Linked DNA regions of Mus musculus: all the other regions are linked to region 1. Evidence: chromatin loops called from intact Hi-C (ENCODE). Cell type or tissue: heart. All regions are shown on one strand.

What was found. Peaks named below come from ENCODE experiments on the same cell type or tissue, not always from the same donor. Only the 100,000 strongest peaks of a DNase experiment are listed, where the experiment ranks them.
Region 2: a loop joins it to region 1, with 10 times the contacts of the local background. A loop is called at or near these places in 27 of 42 quality-filtered maps.
Region 3: a loop joins it to region 1, with 2.3 times the contacts of the local background. A loop is called at or near these places in 3 of 42 quality-filtered maps.

The regions. Positions count from the first base shown.
Region 1 is chr2:48,882,492-48,890,491 of GRCm38, reverse strand. It overlaps Acvr2a (activin receptor IIA), which reads right to left. Exons shown (of 11, transcript NM_007396.4): 5 at 51-194. Among named protein-coding and RNA genes, the nearest start is that of Orc4, 63 kb to the left of the region's middle. In heart, a CTCF peak has its summit at 4,219 (motif pointing right); no DNase peak of the experiment used is centred here.
Region 2 is chr2:47,998,945-48,006,944 of GRCm38, reverse strand. No RefSeq gene overlaps it. Among named protein-coding and RNA genes, the nearest start is that of Gm52576, 170 kb to the right of the region's middle. In heart, no CTCF peak of the experiment used is centred here; no DNase peak of the experiment used is centred here; H3K27ac peaks cover 438 bases.
Region 3 is chr2:48,466,197-48,474,196 of GRCm38, reverse strand. No RefSeq gene overlaps it. Among named protein-coding and RNA genes, the nearest start is that of Gm13481, 13 kb to the right of the region's middle. In heart, no CTCF peak of the experiment used is centred here; a DNase peak (open chromatin) is centred at 4,646.

The DNA of each region.
Region 1 (8,000 bases):
AGCTTTAAAAATACAGAAGTAGATAGACTAGGGAATTTCAATAAACATACCTGTATTGGAAATATTTTGACAGCCACATATTCATTGAGCAACTGGGCTTTCCAGACACAACCAAATCTTCCCCTTGCTTTCACTTCTAACAGCTGCAATGGCTTCAACCCTAGTAATGGGGAAGGTGGGGGTGGTCCTGGGTCCTAGAGATAAATAATAATAATGCTATAAATAAGTAGAAAATAAGACGTTGATTCTGAAATGAAAAAAGGGTGGTTATACTGAATAATGCTCTAACAGAAACCATGGCATATGAGGGACTATAACATCAATGTGACTTTAACTTCCAGCCTGCGAGAACTTAGATGCTAGGGCATTAGTGGGAACCACAAAGCAGGCAATGTTTAGCAACATCAGTGCTGCTGCTACTTAGGAAAAGAAGGTGAAAAGAGTAGGCAGCCAGTCTACCCAATGTTCGCAAGATGTTCTGTGAATTTCAGAACACTCTTAATAGTATGTCATTGGCCTTATTCAGCTTATATCTCTTAAAGGACACAGATTTTAAAAGTATCAAAACAGCAAAGTAAGAGCATTTCTCAAAAAAACAATCTCAAAATCTAATACTTTCTGTAGTAGCTGTCTAACATTAACTTTTTTCTTCATTAATTTCACAATGTCCAGTCGTTTCAAACAAGTATATAATCCCAGCACTCAGGAGACAGAGGCAGGTAGATCTCTATGAATTTGAGGCCACTCTGGTCTACAGAGCAAGTACCATGACAGAGAGAGCTACCCAGAGAAACCTTGTCTCAAAATAAAGAGAGAGAGAGAGAGAGAGAGAGAGAGAGAGAGAGAGAGAGAGAGAGAGAGAGAGAGAGAGAGAGAAAGAGAGAGAAAGCCAGGCAGTGGTGTACACCTTCAATCCCAGCACCTGGGAGACAGAGGCAGGTGGATTTCTGAGTTCGAGGCCAGCCTGGTTTACAGAGTGAGTTCCAGGACAGCCAAGGCTACACAGAGAAACCCTGTCTCAAAATAAACAAAAACAAAAACAAGAACAAAACAAAAAGAAAAACCACAAACAAAAAAGAGAAAGGTTTCTATAGACAATCTTTGTTCATTTTTACTTTTCAAGATACTAACAGTCCATCTCTTTAGCTATTTCCCCAAACTGACCAGAAATAAAAATCATTCTCTAAGAATAACTGAAAAGAAAAATAAAAGTATAAATAAATCTAGAAAAATGGTAGTCATAGTTGGAAAGATAGAATGTTGAATAAGAGACAAGAGTGCTACCATGATGGATCTTTAAAATAGGGCCAGGGAACTACATAAAGGAGAAAGAAAAGTGAGAACTCCCAATGCCAACAGAATAGCAACCCGTTGTTTAAAGTGTCCTCTCAGTTTACCGTCTGCAGCTCACGCAGAATGGAAGAAGCTTCTGGAAGCCAGCAGAACACACATCAGGAATGTCTCAGTGCTTATTTACATTTTGTGAGAAGGAACTAAAATTTTTGTGGCAAGGAGAGACTACCAGTAGCACTTTAGATACTAAAAGATGACATTTTATCCAAGATCAGTACATCTTGCCCTAACTTTCTTCTCCCCTTTTAGATCTTCATAATGTTCCACAACTTACAGTGCTCCTTATAGGCATCCTCCAGTCACTAGTCTGTTTGGGAGTCTATGAGTTTTCAATTAAGCATCAAAATTACCCCAGGGGAAAAAAAAAAGTTCAAAATATTTTATAGAAAAAGAATGCAACTTGTAGGTAGTCCTTTAAAGGCTTGAAAACTCCTATTTTTTAAAGTAAGGCAGAAGAAAGACTTCCTGTGATTCATTCTGAAGTCATGTTTGTTTTTAAATGTCTAAAAAATTGCTGTTCTTCTCAAATTAAAAATATAAAAGGTTAATAAAGCCAAAGTGCTTCCGTTTAGCAGAGTGACAGACCAAAGAGGCTATCTACAAACGCTACAGGAAGGCCAGGCTCACTGTGACTCTGTCTCTCTGGGAAGTTGCTATGGGAAGCTGATCCTCCCTTACCGTTCTACAGCCACCTCTGCCTGTAATAGGATTCTACTGGCATGGACAGGCTGACTGAGGGGACTGAAAGGAAAAGGCGAACACCAATCTAGCAAAGGCAAAGAAAACTAGACAGTCTGCAAGGTCCAAGAATAAACATATAAGTTTATAAAGAAATAACTAAATAGAAATGGCAATAATCAATTTTTCAAAGCAGCAATACTACAATCTTCAGATAACTGAACAGAGAAAAAAGGACAACAAAGCCACTGAGCAATAGTGTCTCTAGAGAGAACACACACATCTACTGTGTTCAGAATTGCACAGCTACAGACATGAAACAGGATTGAGGTCATGTCTTCAATAGCTCAGATTAATAATACAACAGGGAGTTCAAAGTATATTAAATGTCTTCTAGATAGAAAGATAAACTTCAAAGGTCCTATAGGATTACAGGGCTTCCCTTAGTAACATACTTTCGTCTCAGAGAGAAATCTGGGATCAACATTTGATATTACAATTTACTCAGAATTTTTCTATTAATTGCTACAAAACATACAACTGTCAAATTTTCTTAACAGTATAAAAAATTTAAATAAAAAAGCAAAACACTGGCCAATATTCAAAAAGGAAGAAAGAGATCTGCAAAGGCTCACTCTTGCCAATGATGATGTACTCTTATTATAGTTTTATATTCATGGATACCTAAGAGTGGGCTTAAAACTCAGCTTCATAATAAAAATAACTACACAATACAAAATACCAATCATTGATATAGCTTTTTGTTTTCTTAACAAGAAGTGATTAGAATGAAGTTTTAAATGTATCTCTAAAATCTAAGTTTTAATTATTGTATAAGGTATATTAGAAATTATTCTCAGTTTATTAGTATCAGAATAGTAATGTATTCAGAACACCTAAGACTTCTATCATTAAACATGTAAACCCCAAGGCAACAAAAGGGAACTTAAACTCTGTAACTCATGGCATCCGTGAAGCACAGCTTTGCCGTGATGCACAGAAACACTTGGAAGATAGCAATTCCAAGGACTACAGAATTTCTGAAAATCTTCCCTCGAGTTCCCAGTGCTGTTTCAACAACCATTCAATATATAAAACTTAGAAGACACACATCAGAAATGGCTCTGACTGTGCATTCCTTCTCAAGACATAAGAATGTATGCTGAAATTGCAGTTACTGGTAAAGTCTGACTGTCCAAAGCCCCTACACCGTGGCATTAGTATACCCATTCTGGGCTACTCTTTAAAGGGGTTAGCAAAGCCATCTGTCATCAAGTCTGCTTATTCCTGAGATACTTCTACATACTAATACAAACAGCCCTATCCTTCAAGGCAGCAACAGATTTGTCAAAGGTGTTATTTATGCAGCTAATTCATTAGCTAGAGATGACATTGGAAAATATAGATTTTAAGTTAAAAGATAATGAGCTAAACCAGAAAGTTATCTCTTATTTAAATGAGTAAGGCTGACATTTAAAGAACTACTGGGTTCCTAGGGCTAATGCCCTCATTAGGTTTTATCTTCCAATCAGAAGAAACCTTAGATAAGCATAAATACTGCTAACAATTCTTCAAAACCAAATGTTTTTACTATGTCAAATGAATAATATTTGGATACAAAAGAGAGGACTTTTATAACAAAAATGTAGATAAACTATAAGGGATGCAAAGTAAAGCAACAATAACACGACTGTAAGGACAAATGGCTGCTGTGCATCCACAGAAGCTTTCACAACCATGAAACAAACAGCAATGCGTCTTACCTCTATCATTATATGAAAGGCGTGCTTGTGAAGAAAAAACACAGGCAAAAGAAATTACGATTCGTATTCAGAATGAAATGAAAAATGACACATCAGTTACAAAGGTGAAAGAATGATTTAGCTTTTTAAGAGTTGACAGTGATTCAGCAGACTGTATTCTTAAGATAAAAATGAAAAACTCATTCCTTATAACCAGAGGAAAGTGTTATTTTAAAAAATATAAGGAAAAATCCTTAAATTACACCTATTAGGGTGGCAGTAAATAAATTTGGATGTAAAAATAACCCAAAATTACCTGATACAATGGGCTCAAGCCAGCAAGTAAAATAAATTTTAGATATTACATATTACTTGTAAAGATTTGAAAGTCTAAAGTGTGAGTGGTTAAACAGGCAATTCTGGGGAACAGGAGCTGCAATTAGATTCTGAACAGCAGAGGGCAGTATTGCCTTTAACAAATACCAGAAAACAAAGCCCTGAGGAAATCCAGCTCTCTCAGACCAGGGATTCTAAGAGCTTTTATGAGTGTGTGCATGAAGGTTAGGGAGCCACCTCAGGTGTCATTCCAAAAGTGCCATTTCCAAGTGACCTGGAACTCTCCAAGCAAGCTAGGCTGGCCAGCAAGCCCCAGGAATGCACCTGCCACAACTCTTTTTGTGCTGGGGTTGCAAACATGCATCATCAACCCAGCCTGGCTGCCTGTGTGGTTGGCAATTTTTCTATTCCCTTCCTTCCATGTGTGTTCTAAGGATCAAACTTAGGCTTTTGTGAGCTGTGATGTCTTTCCAGTTCTAGGGTTTGTCTGCTTTGTTTTATTTTGTGTTGTTGTGTTATTTTGGAGGTTTTTTGGTTGTTGTTTTGGGGTTTTGTTTTGTTTTGAGTTTTTGTTTGTTGTTTTTTGTTGTGGTGGTGGTGGTTTGGGGTTTTGTTTTGGGTTTTTTGGTTTGTTTGGTTTTTTTTAACAGTTTTCATAAGACCCTCTGAAATTTCCTACTTCCAGTGAGTAAATTATCTCACTCACATTTTTGGAATGTACTAGGTGAAACACAGAATAATGCTATGTGTGTGCTCAGGAAAGACAAACCAGGAAGAAAACACAAAGAACGATGGCCAGAATTAAATAAAACCTGGTGATAAACTAGCTCTGTTACAAACCTCCCTGTCCAGCTGTAGCAACATGAATAAATCAAAATATACCCTGACAGAACAGAGTTTAAATGACTTAGTCCACAGTCTGAATTAAGCAATTGTTAGCAGTTCAAACTATAATTCCGGTACTATAACAACTTTAAATTTAGGAAGTATGTAACAACTGAATAAGTAGTAGTCCCTTGGAAATAAGTATATAGGCACATTTCTCAGTCTGAGGATAGTCAGGTAGTAAAAGAGAACAAGTCACCACAAAAGAGATAACTGCCTGAATTTTAAATAAAGCAAAATACATGTTAGCCACTGCTAGGGAGCTTGAAAACTCCAACAGATGACACGTTCCCCCGCTGCCACTATTTCTACAGAGAACACTACCTGACAAAAAGAAATGACAATTCACTTTTCTATAGTGGTTGTTTGCTTGATATCATCCAAGGCTATTCATTATCCATCAAAAAAACAGCTTAATACTTCCATACCATGAGAGAACCTCTCTTTCACAGGGAATGCGAAGGCACAATAATTACTGGGATCTTGTTTACACACAAGAACTTTCAGAGCTCACAATGTCAGTGCAAGCAAATGTTACTCTTAATCTTAGAAAGTATTATGCCTATTCAGGAAACTTCCTAACTAATGGAGAGAGTAAGCTATAAAACATCCAACACAAAAACGAATGAAGACAAAACCAAACCTTTTTGTGCTAAAAATGGGCAAGACAAAAGCAAAAGAATTAAAATAACTAAAACAGATTTTTTAAGTATAGGTTTTTTTTAGATATACTTCTCAATAAAAGAACATTAGAACAAAAAGATACAAAGTAATAAGAGGAACCAAGGGCATGCTTTTTCAAAGTAGAAATAGTTACAGTATATAGTCAAAACAGCCAAAAGAGATCACTGACTATACAAATAGATACAACTGTATTCCCAAAATGGAAATGGTGGCTTTGAGTACTCAGCACTGAAACTGTATGTAACTAAAAATCAAATCAGTACCTTAATGCCAAGAATTAGGTTTCCAGATTAGAAAGAGACTTGCTGCTTATCATGAAGGAATGAAATTACTGTCAAACATCAGAAAATATAAAACTTTATTCACCCATTCATTTATCCACTCATTCAAACAATGTTTACTGACTATACTGTTCATGTCAAATACTAACTACTCAGGCTCTTATGAACTTCACAGCAGATAGACTATTAATGGTTTGCACTAACAAATGTATGATTAAAGAGTAAAAGCAGTAGAAAGAAGTCACTATCTTGTTAAGTATCTGTAAAACAACCTCACTTAAATAAACTGGCTAGTTTTTCCGTGAGGAGAGCACCCCGAAGAAAATAGATAAATAACGCAGTAGAGGGACTGAAAATCAATACTGGGACACATCCTAGATTTTCAATTACATATTCACACATATAAGTGCTACATTTATTGAAAACCAGATTTGGAAACAGCAATCGTTATCCTTGAATGGGAAGTACTAAGACATGTCCAGGTGGAACGATTTGGTAGGAGGTTAGCTATGCACATCTAAAATTCAAGTAAATCGTTCTAAACTACAGACTTGTATGTACTACTAATAAATACACACATAACATGGACTACAAACTCCTTTAATCCCAACCCACACACATACAGAGAGACAGACAGAGAGAAAGAGAGAGAGAGAAAATATCTTAAGTGTATCTAGCTAGCTAGATAACTAGTTTCCAATTGTATTTATTTTGACACCACAATAACAATGTTTTCTTATGACTATCAAGTGTGCATACTATGTGAAAACTGACAAATTCTGAATGTATCTTCTCTTAGACATTTAGTTATCATATATTCTTAGAAATATCACAAGTCTTCATTTCTTAGACAAACATATAAATATAAACAAACAAGAACAGAAATAAAATCCATAGAGGATAAGACAGTAACTTCAGAAAAAAAGTTTCTGAACTAGAAAAAAGGCATAGATTAATAGATGAATAAATCTGATGCTGTCATATGGGTCAGCCATGACTCTGTTAATTAGATCCCAAGTTTCTTCATAGTTTCTCTCCTTACTTTTCCCCAAAACAAACAAATAAAAAATGCACTGTGGATAAAAATAAGGACTCTGAAAAGATTCCCTAATCAGTTAGCAGCACAGGGTTGCCAGCACGAGGGTGGAAAGTCTCCAGGAGATACAGAGAAAGCACAGTCTCCTCTTAGTAGCTGTTCAAAAGCTGAGGGTTATGACTAGCTATAAAGAAAGCTTACCTTTATCTAATTTAATGTTTATAACCTCTAAGTGAAGATGAAAAATGAAAATGAGTATGTGTACATAGAAATAAATTCTGGTATGCGAAAATTATTTCACCACCAGGCTGTATAAGCACAAATAAAACCTCTATTCAGGATGAAACAGTAAACTCTAATTAATTTTTCTTAATTTAGTTTTCTATGGACTCCATCAAATTACTTATTTGAAAATAAGCTGTTCAACCAGTGGACAGTAACTCCTGAGTAAATCCCACTTGGATCGGGATTGTAAGTCAGGTCATTTTACCTTTTCTCATCAATAAAATGAACTCGATAGAACAGGTATTTTAGAGTATTACAGCAGTAGCACTTTCTATGAAAGTCACTCCTTCTGGTCAGTTCTGAAGCTGTGACAGAAAGGCCAATGACAGCTGACATTTACTGAGCGTTTTAACACTGGTCAACACCTCAAATGCCGTGTGGGAGTGCGGAATGCCAATCAGATCTGTCCTCCCTACCACTCCCTGCAGAACCTCTTCACCTTCATTTCCAAGTAGCAAAGCTCAATAAGCAGCTGGTTTGTTTTCATCTTTACTTGTAACTGTGAGCTCCAAGAGAGCAAACCGAGAGCATCCTGTACAAGTACTAAACAGATGCTCAGTGCAGGACTGAGAGCAGGTATGCGAGCGCCAAAACCAGAAAGACAGCCCACAGTACTACTTCATTAACAAATGAGCTTTTCTACTTCTACTATTTCAAATTAGAAGAAAAGGGTTTTAAAGCAGTGGCACAGCAAGGAATAAAGGAAAAGGACATGAGGTA
Region 2 (8,000 bases), 880 kb after region 1:
GAGGCTCTGCACTTTAGAAATTTGACAAATGGTTAAGGCATGTGCTCACTCAGAAGGATGGAAACCATGAGCAACGACGGGAGGAAATATTAGAGGGCAAGATTGCAATGGATGTGCAGTTTATATAGTTAACGTACTGGGAAGGTTTCTTCTTCTTTTTTTCAAACCATTTGGGAAGGTGGATACAGCAGTTCAAGAAAGGAGTTGGCATAATCCTGACAAGTTAATTAAGCTTTCACTTCTGAGTATTATATGTATAGTGAGGGGGGAAAAAAACCTTAATTTTCTTTGTACTGTCTGACAAAAAAGAAACACAAGATAAATGCAGGCAGATTCTTTTAAAGTTGTCCTTATTACTGATTCCTAGTCTGCAGAACAGAGGTTTTAGGAACTGAAATCAGAACAAATGAAAAGCATCAGCATCTTTTATCTTTTCATAATTTGCATTGTATTTACATATATTGGTAGGTATGAGGATGTTATTCACCAGGATATGAACTTTCAAGAACTGCACAGTTGATTTCATGAGTGGGCAAAGTAAATCTTACATGGTGGTAAAATTCACCCACCTTGTTCCTTCCACTTGTGTGGTATTAATTTTGAGTTTCTATTGCTGTACATCATGACCAAAGCAACATATAGAAGGAAGAGGTTATATGAACTATCAGTCTTAGAATTTAAAGTCTATCATGGCAGGAAATCTGGCAGCAGGGCATAGGCAGCTCAGAGCTCAGCTCTCAAACACAAGCAGGAAGCAAAGAGAGGGAACTCAAATAGTGGGAGTCTTTAAATCTCAAACTGAGTTATTGCCAGTGACACACACTCTTTAAAAAGAAAGTACCTCCTAAGACTCCTCAAACATTGTCACCAAATGGAGACCAAGCATTTGAACATTGGAACCTATAGGGGACCTTCTCATTCCAACGTCTACAGGTCCTAAGCAAAATAGCAAGCTGCAAAGATAAACAATTTCATATTGATTCAAAGTTCCCTCAAGGTTCCTTCAAGGTTATTATTATTTTTTTTTCAATGTCAGCTCCAAGATGAAGGGGGAAGATTGTATCAAGGATTCGGTAATCTGCTTATAACAACTGTAAGAAGTTGGCCTGTTCAGAGTCCACGTTTGTAGGAAGATTTGACTCTAAAAATATCATTTCGTCCCTAAACAGAATCCATCTATGTTATGCTTACGTGACACAGACTGTGAACCAATAGTGGATACTATATGAAAGTGCATGTGGGCACATGCATATTTCAAAGCAAGGTTTGTTTTTTTGTTTTTACTAAATGAGATATTTTTATAACAAAATCTTTTTCACTCATTTTATAAGAATGCAAATATTTACACATAAACATTGTACCCAGTCCATTCAAGTACACCCGGATCATAGCTCTCATTCATTTCTTTGAAATTATAAACTATTAGGAGGGAGTAAGATGTGGCCTAACATTACGTTAATCATTCTGACTGATAGTACAGTTGTGTATGTTAGGATTTTCTACCTCAGGATTCCTTTACTTTTTAATGCTAGGCTAAAAGTCCTTTAGCACAGAGATTCCTTACTTTTCAATAGTTGGTAGAAACAGTAATGTACAAATGTCTACAAGTAAGGTAACCCAAAGAATACGAATCTGCCATGAAGTTCAAGGACAACTAAAGCTTGTCTTTGATAGACCTGACAATGTATATAAACTATTATTGACTCACAGAAAGAAATACAAAAATAAAGGGAAATGCTTACTTTAGAAATTAAAAACAACTTTGTTTCCCTAATATGCCTCTCCTCATCCTATAGTCTATAGTCTTGAATGGGAACTGTGAGATGTTTTCCAATTGAAATCACTTGTCAGGAACATAAGAAGACCAGGTCAATGGGCTGGCTACTCATTGCAATTGCTGTTTGCTATCACAGGGATTGCATCAGTTAGAATTAGAAGTCTTCTAGAGAAAGGAGACTTTTCCTCAGAACCTGTTTATGTTTCTGGATTGGAAATCCTTGTATAAATCAATAGCATTCAGCCTAACCATTTTAACCTCTTGTCCCGCAGGCCTTTAAGCCAACAAGTCCCAAACATGCTCAAGTATCATTGCCGACAATTAAAGACTGGAAAGATTCTGAAACCAGAATTCTTTTGGAGTAAACGCTATATTGTTTTGTTTTCTGTTTTTTGTTTTTTTTTTTTTCCTTTTCTGTGTAGTATACATTGTCATGCTTTAAAACACAATATCCAGGGATCCTAAACTCATAGAGTCATTCTTTTTCTTCTAGAACATCAATTTACAACTCAAATGACACAAGTATTCATTAAATACTTTAATATAAAAGGCAAAACACACCATTGTCATTGACTCCCAGATTGGTTCCTTGGGTCATATATAGAAGAAATAACTTTGTCTTGCAATGTACCTGATTTCTACAAGTAAGGTAACCCAAAGAAGACGATTCTGCCATGAAGTTCAAGGACAACTAAAGCTTGTCACCATGGTTTACGTGTGAGTTCACACATGATGACTCAGCTGCTCCATGCCAAACCCATCCTGAGTCCTGTGTAAAACCACCACAGCACAGTCAACCTCACATTTTACAATTGCCTTCTTTATGCTGGTTTTGTTTCTTTTTGTGTTACAGTTGGCTCTCTTTGAGCTGATAAGCCATGTTAATTGTGCGAAGTGAAATCTGCCATTGGGATTACCATGAAAGACTTCTGATAGACACAGGTTTACACTTAATAAAAACCTCACAGAGTTCACTGCTCATGCTTTTCCAATTCATTAGCAAGTTAAGCAAGCCACCTGAGCTCACCTTCCAATCCCCTTGTTTCTTTCTTTCTTTTTTTTAAAAATTAGATATTTTCTTCATTTATATTTCAAATGCTATCCCAAAAGTCCCCTATACCCTCCCTCTGCCCTGCTCCCCAACCTACCCACTCCTGCTTCCTGACCCTGGCATTCCCCTGTACTGGGGCATATGATCTTCACAAGACCAAGGGCCTCTCCTCCTAATGATGGCTGACTAGGCCATCTTCTGCTACGTATGCATCTAGAGACACGAGCTCTGGGGGTACTGGTTAGTTCATACTGTTGTTCCTCCTATAGGGTTGCAGACCCCTTTAGTTCCTTGGTTACTTTCTCTAGCTCCTCTATTGGGGGCCCTGTATTCCATTCAATAGATGACTGTGAGCATCCACTTCTGTATTTGCCAGGCACTGGTATAGCCTTACAAGAAATAGTTATATCAGGGTCCTGTCAGCAAAATCTTGCTGGTATATGCAACGGTGTCTGCTGGAAAAAAACCCAGATGTCCCTTAACAGAGGAATGGATACAGAAAATGTGGTACATTTACACAATGGAGTACTACTCAGCTATTAAAAACAATAAATTTATGAAATTCTTAGGCAAATGGATGGATGGATCTGGAGGATATCATCCTGAGTGAGGTAACCCAATCACAAAAGAACTCACATGATTTGTACTCACTGATAAGTGGATATTAGCCCAGAAACTTAGAATACCCAAGATCCAATTTGCAAAACACATGAAACTCAAGAAGAGGGAAAACCAAAGTGTGGATACTTTGTTCCTCCTTAGAATGGGGAACAAAACACCCATGGAAGGAGTTACAGAGACAAAGTTTGGAGCTGTGTTGGAAGGAAGAACCATCCAGAGACTGATGCACCTGGGGATCCATCCCATAAACAGCCACCAAAACTCTGGTTTCTTTCTTTCTTTCTTTCTTTCTTTCTTTCTTTCTTTCTTTCTTTCTTTCTTTCTTTCTTTCTTTCTTTCTTTTAAGTTTTTCAAGACAGGGTTTCTCTGTATTGCCCTGACTGTCCTGGAACTTACTCTGTAGACCAGGCTGGCCTCGAACTCAGAAATCTGCCTGCCTCAGCCTCCCGAGTGCTGGGATTACAGGCATTCACCACTTCTGCCCGGTTTTGAATCCACGACATCCTCTGAAGGAAGACTCTGTTTACAGGACTGTTCTTCAAGGTGTTTTACCTCGAGTCCTAGATTCATGTTAGAAACATCCACTTCTGTTGTAATGGGGTGGCATATAAATAACAGTTCCACTCTCACTCTTCATCACTGATAGATCACATTAAAGGAGACAGATAGGACTCACAATCTAGCCCCTCTGCCTTCCCTTTCATTTCACTTATGGCATCATTTGCTGGAGAAATACTTGAAGCAGTCTGCTTGTGAGCAAAGCCACATGGCCTGATGCTTACCTCAGGTACAGTTTTCCAAGTGGGGCTTGGACTGAAGTCATCAATGTTTAGGTTACTACAGAAGAGGAAAACGGAAATTAGACACTTAAGGTTAACAATAGCAGAACAGGCCCAAAGCCATACAATTCTCATAGGGAGCCCTAAAAGCAGGCATGCATACATGTATGATCAGAAGGATGGGCACATGGAACATTGCCAGTTAGACATGACAAGGTTTACATTTCGTCAAAGTATTAAAAAACATATTACCCTCAATTAGTCAAAGAAAAAAAGTGTCGGTGTGAGTAGAAAGACTGGGAGAGCAATGCCAAAAATAGCTACGTATGGACTGCAAACAAGTGCTGGTGATTACGCACAGCTGGGAAGAGTTTAGAACTGTGTGATTAATATAGTTTGGGCTTTAGCTTCGAGCCCGGTTCCTCATTGTAAATGTGCCCCTCCCACATGTTTTGCAACACTTGCTGTAACTGTTTATTTTCTCCAGGTTTGAAAAGAAATCAGGCTGTAAACCAAGAGACAACTGAGTTCAATTGCCAGCGATGTGGCGTCACCTTATTGGTGCATTTAAGAACGATGGTTCACAAGTCATAAAATAACTCCTCCCTGGAAACACTTTGAATCAGATTCCTTCTACAAAGGTGCTTGAATTGCTGATGTTTACATAGTAGTTGATCAAGTACAGAGATCTCACAGGTTCCTGTTTGTTGAGTGCTTAAAAATATCTCCTGCGCCATCTAATGGAAACAATGCAAACTACAATCGGCTTTGGAAGACAAAAGCTTCAGGCTCTTCCACACAGATCAATGTAGAAGGGATGAAAGCTGGATCAAATAACAGTCTCTAAATGTAATGGCTTGGGGAATTGGCTGTTTTATAGTGAATTCAAACATGCCCAGAGTCTTATGATTTTACAAAGCAAATGAATTAAAACACAATATATCTATTCACAGCAGCGAACAATGGCTCTAAAAAACATTATTTGCCAAACAAAGAATTGGAATATTCCAGTCTTTATTTATTTATTTTTAAATACTAATTTATTGGCATGTTAATTTTGTGATTTTTGTCTCATCTATATTTTAAGTACAATGTCATTTAATTTTAAAGGTATTTCTCTTTTTCAAAAACTGAATTTGATGTTAGAATCTGCCCCTAGAATTTTAACTTCAGGAAATTTAAATGAAAGAGAAGCAATTTAAATTAACTGCTGTGGTAATGTTGGGGCTATTAACAAAGAGAATCACACTCCCTGTCTAGAGTCAATACAGGGAACTGTCTCCTGAGAATGTTCTACAAGGTCCAGAAGGCTATTTTCTTATGTCGACTTATACTTTTTAAACCGTTGTTCAGCATACGTCACCTTGGTCTAAGAGCTAAGTATAGTCATTACCACTTTTTACTAATCCAGAGAAACACAGCGAGCACCAGGAAATGTTAGTTCTAGAATCACTGCGTTACGGATACCACCTTAGTTATTTTTTTAGTTGCTAAGACAAAAACACATGACCAAAGCAACTTATAAAATAAAGTTTATTGGTCTTAATAGTTTCAAAGGTTGAGTCCATGACCATCCTGTCAGGGAGCATTACAGGCAGCAGGCAGGCAGGCAGCAGGCAGGCAGCATGGCAGGCAGTCATGGTGCTGAAGAAATAGCTAAGTTTAAGTGTTTTATTTATTTGGATTTTCCTTTTGTTGAAAATTAAAATTTTTTAATATAATATATCCTGATTATAGTTTTTCCTTTCTCTACGCCTACCAGTTCCTCCATACCTCCACATATACCTGGATCAACACTCTTTCTGTTTCTGATTAGAAACCAAATATGATTTAGAGATTATAAATAATATAATATAGTAAATATAAATTAAGATACAACAAAAACTAACACATAGGAGTAGAAGAAGAGCAAACAAATAAACAAACAAACAAGAAATGGAAAGAAAAGAGACCAAAAAAGGGGACAGGAATCTCATATACTTATATGCAAATAGAAGGCAGGAGAGAGAGAGAGAGAGAGAGAGAGAGAGAGAGAGAGAGAGAGAGAGAGAGAGAGAGAGGATGAATTAGAGATGGCCTGGGCTTTTGAAACCTCAAATCCCTCCCTAGAGGCACCCTTCCTCTAACAAGGTCACATCTCCAAATCCTTACCAAAGAGTCTCATCAATTAGGGACCAATTATTCATGTGTGTGTGTGTGTGTGTGTGTGCGTATGTGTGTGTGTGTGTGTGCTTGAGGAGGTGCTCTTATGCTTTAATATGTGTGCACAGGTTAGTTTTATCCTAATGATAATGGATCTATTTTCAATTGTTTCTAAACATTTAGCTCCTGGCCAGAAGGTGTTTCTCCATTAGGCTCAGAGAGACTTCAAAGATTTTATTCCTTAGTCTTGAGACAGTGGCTTTCTGATCCAAACACCTTGTAAATAGTACGTTTAGATGGCAGCCTGGTTTGTTGGCAGCTTGTAGATGAAAATATCCTATTGTAAGAACTCATGGTATTACCTTTTCCAGTGTACCCCAAGTCCCAAGCAGAGGGTTGGGCATATATTAAATATTCAGCAGAGGTAAGCGGTTTATCGTACCTTAAGAAGAGTCAGAATGTTCTCCTTTGTAGTTTATAAGGAACAGGTGGGGATTCCACAATGACACAGAAGCTAGGAAAGTCCTGTCTGTCTTCTCTATGTTTCCTATGATCCATAGGTACCTTGCTGGTATAGATGAAGAGGTATGCTTTATCCAGAAATGTGGAAGAAAGGAACGATGATAGGATGATTGGGGGCGGGGGTATTATAGCTAAAGGAACTAATTTAACCAATACTAATAACATTAATAACATATTTAACGTGTAAATATTGAAGTTCCTTAAAAGAAAGGAAATGCGTGCTTTCATTTATAACCCTTTGTTCTGCTTAATACTGTTATACTTGTAAAGGTTTCCAAGATGAGTTAACAATGAATAAATTAATAGGAGACCATTAATTTTAGTTTCGCTGAAAATGTTGGTTTTTGGATTTCAAGTAAACAGCACTAAAAGCAAACTCTGCTTTATTTGTTTTAAATGAATATTAGTCATCTTATGTAGCAGTTCGGTGACTCTGAACTACAATTGTAAAAAAGGGTACGGAAAGCAATGAGTTAATGCTTATCAAGCAAAATAGCTCTTTATGCTTGTGATGCCATTCTTGAGACATAATATTATGGGTAGGATACTCAAGTAGTGCTAAAATGGCTAGATAAAAATGTGAATATTTATTTTCTTTTTTTAATGGGCTATTTTATTTGTTTACATTTCAAATGTTGTCCCCTTTCCTGGTTTCCCCTCTACAAACCCCCTATCCCACTCCCTTTACCCTCCTTCTTTGAGGGTGCTCCTCCACACACCTACCCACTCCTGCTTCACCACCTTAGAATTCCTCTACACTGGGGCATGAAGCCTTCACAGGACCAAGGGCCTGCCCTCCCATTGATGGCAAGATAAGATCCCTTCAGCTCCTTCAGTCCTTCCCGTAACTCCTCCATTGGTGTCCCAGTGCTCAATCCAAAGGTTATCTGCATCTGTATTGGTCAGGATCTGGCAGAGCCTCTCAGGAGACAGCTGTATCAGGCTCTTGTCAGCAAGCATTTCTTGACATCCACAATAGGGTCTGCATGTGGGATGTATCCCCAGATGGGGCAGTCTATGGATGGCCTTTCCTTCAGTCTCTATTCCACTCTTTGTCCCTATAGTTGCTCATTCATAAGTAAAATCCTAAATACTAGATGTTATTTGA
Region 3 (8,000 bases), 420 kb after region 1:
GCAAGATGGAATTTGGCTAGATGGAAATGATCTTCAAGCGTTTATGAGTGAAAGGGTGTAGAGATATAACTGGAAAGATCTCACTTTGTGTTGCCCCAAAGTGACATCAATAGAATATTAACAACCCGACTGAAATGGTAATTTTTTGTATTCTACCCATAGTCCTTAGCCATAGCCAAGTGAGTGTTTCCTTTTTGATATCCACCTCAAGTTCTTCCCACTCTCCTAGTCCTCACACACCATTTTGTTAATTATTTATCTTTAAAACTACTGCTGCTTGCCCTAACTAGGATGGCCACCTCAGTAAATATAACATACAACTGTCTCCACCACTAACAGATTTCTCTTCCTTCTCCTCAGCCCCATCCCCCTCATCTAAGAGTGACAGGCTCTTTAAGAACCTCTCCCCCACCACACTTTCTTCTAGAGAACTCTGTTTTTGAATGTCTGTTTGGGTGTCGTAGCTATACATTTTCACATTTACTTTTATGGTAAATTTTCCTCCCTTGAATACCTATGCCCCACTGAATGGGTTATAGTTATTTGTCATCTTCAGTATTAGTTTCTGTTTTACATTCATTCATGTATTCAGTAAGTATTTACTGAATGTCTGTTCTAGTCCAGACATTGTGCTTGGCACTGGTAGCAGGAAGAAGAGCAAGGCCAGGGGGCTGAGCTCAAGCAGAGAAAGATTGCTTGTAAGATGCTCTGGTTTGGTATGTGCCTAGAGACAGATAAAAAGTGAGGACTTATAGGAATTTTAGAGAGGAGGGGACCCCTAACTTCAGCAGAAAAGCTTCACATGGGACTGGGATGGATCTTGCAAGAGGCGTTGAAGAGGAAGACTGTTCTAGGAAGAGAGATCAAGACATGCTGAGGCAGAGGTATGACGTGGCCTGGTGTCTTTGGTGACTGATGAGCTGATAAATGGTGCTTAAGAAACGCTGTGTGGATGTGGTTTGACAGTGGGGAAAAAGAGATGAAGGTGATAATCTGGGACCAGCTTGCCACAGGCCTCATCTGCTGTGTGAGGTGGAGATGTTTGTGCATTTTGTTTTCAGAGTACAGTAATTCACAAGAAAAGAACAGACAGACTCAGAGTTATTTGATAGAAGTAGATTTCTGGTACAGAGATGGGCAAACAAGTCCCAATCTTAATTTTAAAAAAAAAAAATGAGGTTGGACTCCTGGATTTTGGAAAACAAAACAGGAAAAGCTAGGAGCTGTTGTAGATGGGATAACACAACCAAATAGATGACAGTGCTAAGAGACATGCAATAGAGAAGGATAAAGGAAGACCTTAGCTGAGAAAAGACCTTTGCTATAGGTGGGAGGCTAGGGGCTATCTGGTATTCAAGCTATGGTATTCAAGTAAAGGATAAATAAGTTGACAGTGTTCCCACAAGAACCACGTACTAACAAAACACCTAGTATCAGGCAACATAAACTTCCTTTTGGAGAGTTGGCCAGGGTAGTCTAACTGAATTCCAAAACAAAACAGAATATGGACAGTAACTCTTTGTTGTCTCTCAGGAGTTGGACCCCCATTGCTGAAGACACCAATCATTTAATGTATAAGACTTGATGATTCAAGGTGGCTCTGAGTTGAAAGCCTCTTCTCTGTGTTCTAGCTTCTATGAAATACGATCAAGGCTTCCAAGAGAGGGAAGCAATAAAGAGGCCTGCTGAACTGTAACACCTATGAACCTTAACAATGACCAGCATGGCAAGATACCCACGAAGGCACACTGATTGGCACACAAATGTCAGTCACCAGCTGTCTAATTGAACTTCAAGGCCACTCAACAAGAGAGATGTCACTCATGATACTGAAAAACTAACTAGCTTTCCTGGGATAGGAAGCTAATGGACATTAGCAAAATAGCTGCTACTATCACTTGCTAGAGCAGCATATTCTGTCCTATATTGTAAATCTTATCCTTATACCCATAGGTAAATGTAGCTACTACCCCCCATCAGATAAGCCTCTCCATACAGCAAACTATCACAGCAAACTATAACTGGACACAATGTAGAAATCAACAGATCATGGGATCCTAGCCCCAGTGGATACATCTGCACCACAGCTTCTGTATTTATGGTTTGGGGAACATCAGGGAAAAGGAGGCTGGAAGATTTTAAGAGTCAGATTACCAGGTTGTCTTCTGTGAAACAGTCTCTTGTAGAAATGGCTAAATAAACAAGACCAGAACAATGGGAACATCAATAGACATATTAATGAGAAAGGGGAAATTTTCGCTGGGTCCCAACTTTAGACAAAGAACTGCAAGAACTAATATCACACAGCTGGAGGAAGGCATACTAGCTTCTCCCAGGGAAGATCTTTATTGGTTTTCTAATGCAAAGAGCCTTGCTCTGAAACCATATACACACAAGCAACAATAGCCTCAGCTGGCTGTATTATTAGATTTGTATCTAACAATAATAATGATAAGCGACAAAGGGCTATCAAATTGTGATTAGAGAGGGGGAGCTTGTGAGGGATTAAAGGGAGAATACTTGGGAGGGAAATGATGTCATCATGTTTCAATTAAGAATATTTAGGAAAAAATTCCTTTAGGGAGGGTATAGAGCTTGAAGGGGAGGAGGGGGAGGAAGGAACAGGTGAAGGGACAGGCGAGTAAGAGGTTGCTGGCAGCAAGATCTCTCAGGAAACAAGAGGCCATAGAGTCTAGCAATAAGGTAAAGGTTCTCTTTGACTAGATTGGGGGAAAGGTAAGACTCCAATGACTGAAAGTAGTAAGCCTAGTTCTTTTTCTCTTAAATCTGTTATCATTGGTTGTTCATGTGGCATTGACTTGCAGATAATAAATATCTTAATTTAGAATAGTTTACATTTGGATGTGTAAAACTCACGTGTTTCTTGTTACTTCAATATGGTTTCTATTTCCTTATAGGAATAATGTTAGGATCTTTCTTTCTCTCTCTCTTTCTCTTTCTTTCTTTCTTTCTTTCTTTCTTTCTTTCTTTCTTTCTTTCTGTCTGTCTGTCTGTCTGTCTGTCTGTCTTTCTTTTTCTTTCTTTCTTTCTTTCTTTCTTTCTTTCTCTCTCTCTCTCTCTTTCTCTCTCTCTCTCTCTTTCTTTCTTTCTTTCTTTCTTTCTTTTGTTGTTGCTGTAACCACATTTTTCATAGGTAGAAGTTTTACATTGTGAAAATTTAAAATCCTAGGGGATGAGCTATAGACACTGGCTGCTTAAGATGTAGTTGGGCAAGAAGCAACAGTAGCTCCCATGGAACTGGTTGGAAATGCAGTTGTGGGCTTCATGGTAGACCTGCAGTTCAGAGTCAGTTCAATGGCAACCCCTCGAGATCTGGGTGCATATCACAGTTTGAGAAGCGCTGGGCAACAGACCCCCTTTAGAAACCTCTCCTGCTCCAAATTCTGTTTTTCTACCACCTTTGCTGCTTCACTGGGACAGCACCATGACTGCTGCAATTATTTCCTACTTTCAGGAGCTGTGGCCCCTTGACAAAGTCTGATAAATTTGAGTTTTAAAAGAGGTAGGTTAGTTTGTATTGACTCTCCTAAGATTCTTCATTTTAATATTAAAACCAAAGGATTATTAATATATGTATATTGGGCTGGGGATATATTTACCCAACATATGCAGAACCCTGGGTTTGGTCCTTACCACTGGGGGAAATAGATATAATGGAATCCTCCTAGTATAGCATATAAAAGAAATTAAAGCTGACATTACTAAAGTACTTTTAGTTTACTGTTCAGGCTCTCTCAATGATTTATATTTCATATAACTTAGAAGTTCTCAGCTGTGTGCCTACCTGTTAATAAAACAGCATTATTGTTCATTGCTGTTGTCTTGCTCCCTGAAATGTAGTTTGTAAGATCATCAATCCTTTATGATATGTAGAGCATATGAAAGGCAGGGAGAAGGACATGTTGCTCCCTGAAGAGCTGTCATTTTAATTAGAAGGCAAAGGCAAGGCAGAAACACTGGGAAGAGACAAGCCTGGGGTCTCATGCCCTTTCTGTTCCCAATGCCTTTGCACAACGGCATTTGGCTCAGTTTCCAGTGGGTACCACGACTGCCAGAGATTTGCTTGTTTAATTGACTTTTATTGCTTTGCTTCAAGCTTTTAAAATATTTGCAACTCAGGCAGAGCTTGTGTAATTCTGGGTACTGATGGATGAGTATAAAGATCTTTTGAAAACAGTTTGTTAGGAATGATAGATTATTTCTTCCGGGACTTTGATTTACATCATCAGTAAATGAGCAGTAACTGATATTTTTTAAGTAGCAAAATCGAGCAAACTGTCTTTTGTTAAGAGTCTCTACAGCAGCCCGGTGGTAGAACTATCTAGACAATATTCAACATGGCTGGCTTTTCTACTTTAGTACTATTGTTAGTTTTTTAAGAGAAGAGGTGAATTCCATCTAATTGGATTAAAATTTGTCTTTCAAAGTAAAAGCAAATTATGCTGAGCGTGGAATTTCAAACCTGAGCGAAAAACATCTGAATACTGGGTGTTCATCTTTCTAACAAGCTTAGCAGATGGATGGGAAGTGATGTTAGCTGTTTATTTCCTCAACATATCAATATGTGAGGATGTGGTGCAAAATATGGTTTTCCTGCAAATGAGCAGAGCCCTGCAAGCAAAGTGCACGCACTGTGTTTGTGCTCTGAAAGGACTTCAGAAACTGAAGGGCCACTATTACTTAAAAATCTGCTCCATGTGTGTAGCTCATCAAAATCTTAGAAGGGTTGCGATCAGGGGTTGAAAAGATGGAATTGTTTCAGCTACTAGTCTGAGCATGTTGAGGGTGCTTAAAGAGTCCTTTCAGTCAGGAAACACAAGGACAACTGGAAAGCTATCTGCATTCATGGCCTTTGAATTTAAAAATAAAAAAGAAAGAAAGAAGAACTTGCAAATCTACCAAAAAAGGGCAGTGTGTGTCAATTGATTCCCCCCTCAACATTCCCCCCTCTCCCCCCCACCCCCCGCCAGATTTTAGCGTGTATGTTTGTGACCAGAGAGCTTTCTTGGGCTGTCTATCAGTTAAGAAATAGGCCACAGTTGGCAGCAGTTTAATGGTCAATTGGCTTTATTTGAGAATGCTTGTAGAATTAGTCATCGCAGCAATGTGATGATTTTTGTGGGCCTTATCACCACTGATCAAGAAAACAATTAGCAAGTTGGGAAAACCAACATATGAAACTCCGAGAGCTGTCTTCTTTTTCAGTATGAAGACAGCTTTCTTAGTTTTTGGGGTGGGGGGGAGGAGCTCATGATAAATTTTCAGTGCTTGTTAAAAACTTTATTCATCCATTGTTACTTATTTTGTTTAAGTGGCTGTTGTTTTTTTTGTCATATGGATTACGGGTTGCCTACAAGTCCTGGAAAATAGTAAAAAGTCCTTTAGACCAAATGAAAGCGATCCTAGTTTCCTAAGGATAAAAACGAAGTGATTCAATGTTAAAAGATTCAGGCTCTGATGCATCAAGGTCAGCCATTCATTGCCCTCATCCCACCATACGACCGTAATCCATGCCTTGGCCGCCCTAGCCTTGGTTGTATGTATGAGCATTCCATCAGCTTAGCACCTCTAGGACAGAGGTGGGGACAGTCTGAGACACTTACACTGGGAGAAATGTTTTTATCTCAGTTTCTGAGTTGAGAGCAACACCTTAAAACTGAGAAGTGGCAAGTGTGAAACTTTGCCCCAAGAACTAAAGATGAGTTCGTGCTGATTGGCCGGGAGGCCTGAGGGGTTGCAGACAAGGCCCAATGGCATCTTGTTTTCCCGAAACTGTGTGTAGATATTCTTGGGCTTTTCAAACAGAACTATCTCATGGAATTGTGTTATGCTATCACAGTGCATGAAGCAGAAAGCTCACTTGCTTGAGAGTTTAAAAGCTTGTTTTGTGGCTTCTAGAATTCTCCATTATGTTTTTGAGGTTTTTCTGCATATAACAGAGAGAGAGAGAGAGAGAGAGAGAGAGAGAGAGAGAGAGAGAGAGACTGACTACAAGCGAGGGGATGGGGTGGGGTAGGGGGGACATCCTAGTTTCATCATACACCAGAACGCAGAGCAGCGCAAAGGGAGGGCTGAGGTGAGCTGCTCTGCAGGACTCGGGGCATGGTGGCTTGTTTTACTACTTGTTCACTTGGCATTTTAATCGTGTTCTCTCCACATGTGACAGGATTTATTAAATTTCTGTCAGGCAGTACTCTCACTGTTGCCACTATTAAGGTGGATTCATTACAAGGAAGGATTTCTGTCAGCACTTACACCTTACTCAAATAGTGGCTAAAACACACAGGGCTTGGATTCCTGGTTTTGCCAAATCGTAAATGCTGTTTTCCATGCATATACCAGACGCTCACACTCAGGCTACTGCGGCAGTTTAATAAGGACACAGAAAAGTGCAGGAAGGCCAAGAGCATGATGGGAAGGGGAGAGCACAATGTAGAGAGCCTACCAACTTCTCAACGGTCTTGCTTTATATAGAGTGTTCATACTTTCAATCACTTTAATCTCTCTAAAATTTTTTATTTCTAATATCAATTGATTTCTTCAATCTTTTTGGTTATCAGAGACTTGTGGAATTGCTGAACTGATGTTCTGAGATGTGAATCATTATTTATTTTCTCTAACAGAACACTTGACAAATATTAAAAGCTCTTTTCTAACCTTGAATACTCTGTAGTCTCTCTCTCTCACACACACACACACACACACACACACACACACACACAAAGCTTTGGAATTGACAAGTACTGGTAGGGGTCATAGTTTTCTATATCTATCGTCTATCTATGTATGTGTGTTTCTGTGCTTATAAATGTAAAACTTAGCCTTTTAAAAAATTTAAACTTTGTAATGAGTCTGGAGAGATGGCTCAGTCAGGAAAGTACTTACCTGTACAAGAGGAACTGTATTCCGTCCTCAAAACTCACATAAAAAACAAAATTGAGCATAGCTATATGTGCTGGTAATCCTAGCACTGGAGAGGCAGAGCTAAAAAGACACCGGGACCTACAGGCCAGGGAAAGAGCCTACCTCAAAGTCAAAACCTAGCAAGCAAGGCGAACGGCACCAGGAACTGCACACTGGCCTCCATATGTATCCATACAGAAATGCATGTGAACCAACACACACGTGCCCCGTTTGCTTTGTTCCCAACTCACAAAGTCGTGAAATTAAAACTTCGTATGTAAAACGCCTAATAGTAATGGAATGGGAAGATGGTTCAGTTGGAAAAGTGCTTGCTACACAAACATGAGGAGGAGGTCAGATACCCAGCACCCACAGAAAAGCTCAGCGTAGTGGCATAATCCCAGCACTGGGCAGATAGAAAGGGCAGATATCTGAAGCTAATTGCCAGCCAGCCTAGCAGAATTGAGCTCCACTCCAGTGTGACCTTGTGTCAGAAAAGAAAGTGAACAAGTCATTGAAGAAGACACTCAAGGTTATCCTCTGTCTTCTATAAATATGTACATATATGCATGCACGAACACACACACACACACACACACACACACGCACGCACGCACGCACGCACGCACGCACGCACGCACGCACGCACGCGCGCATGCGCGCACAAACATACACACACATACACACACAAACTCCCATAGCACTGTATATATCCCCATATACCATGCATATAAAACTAAATAAAATGCAATAACTAAAAGTATCAGTGATTAGACTGCAGGGCACTAACACTTTGCTTTCTGCTCTTGCCAATTAGTGCTCCTTGATGCCTCAAGTGAACTCCTGAGCGTTAATGACTAAACTTTTAGTCTTTTGGGCTGTCAAGTAATAAGGTAATGAGGACCATTCAGAGAATTCCTTGCTCCAGTAGCCTTAGTCCTCATCATACCTGTACAAAGTAACAGATAACAGTAAATGTGTTGAATGATAGAACTTTCTTTGATCTACTTGTAAACATGCAGGTTGCTCTTGAACTAGAGACTTTGTGACTCTCTCTTCACTCACCCTTTTAATGA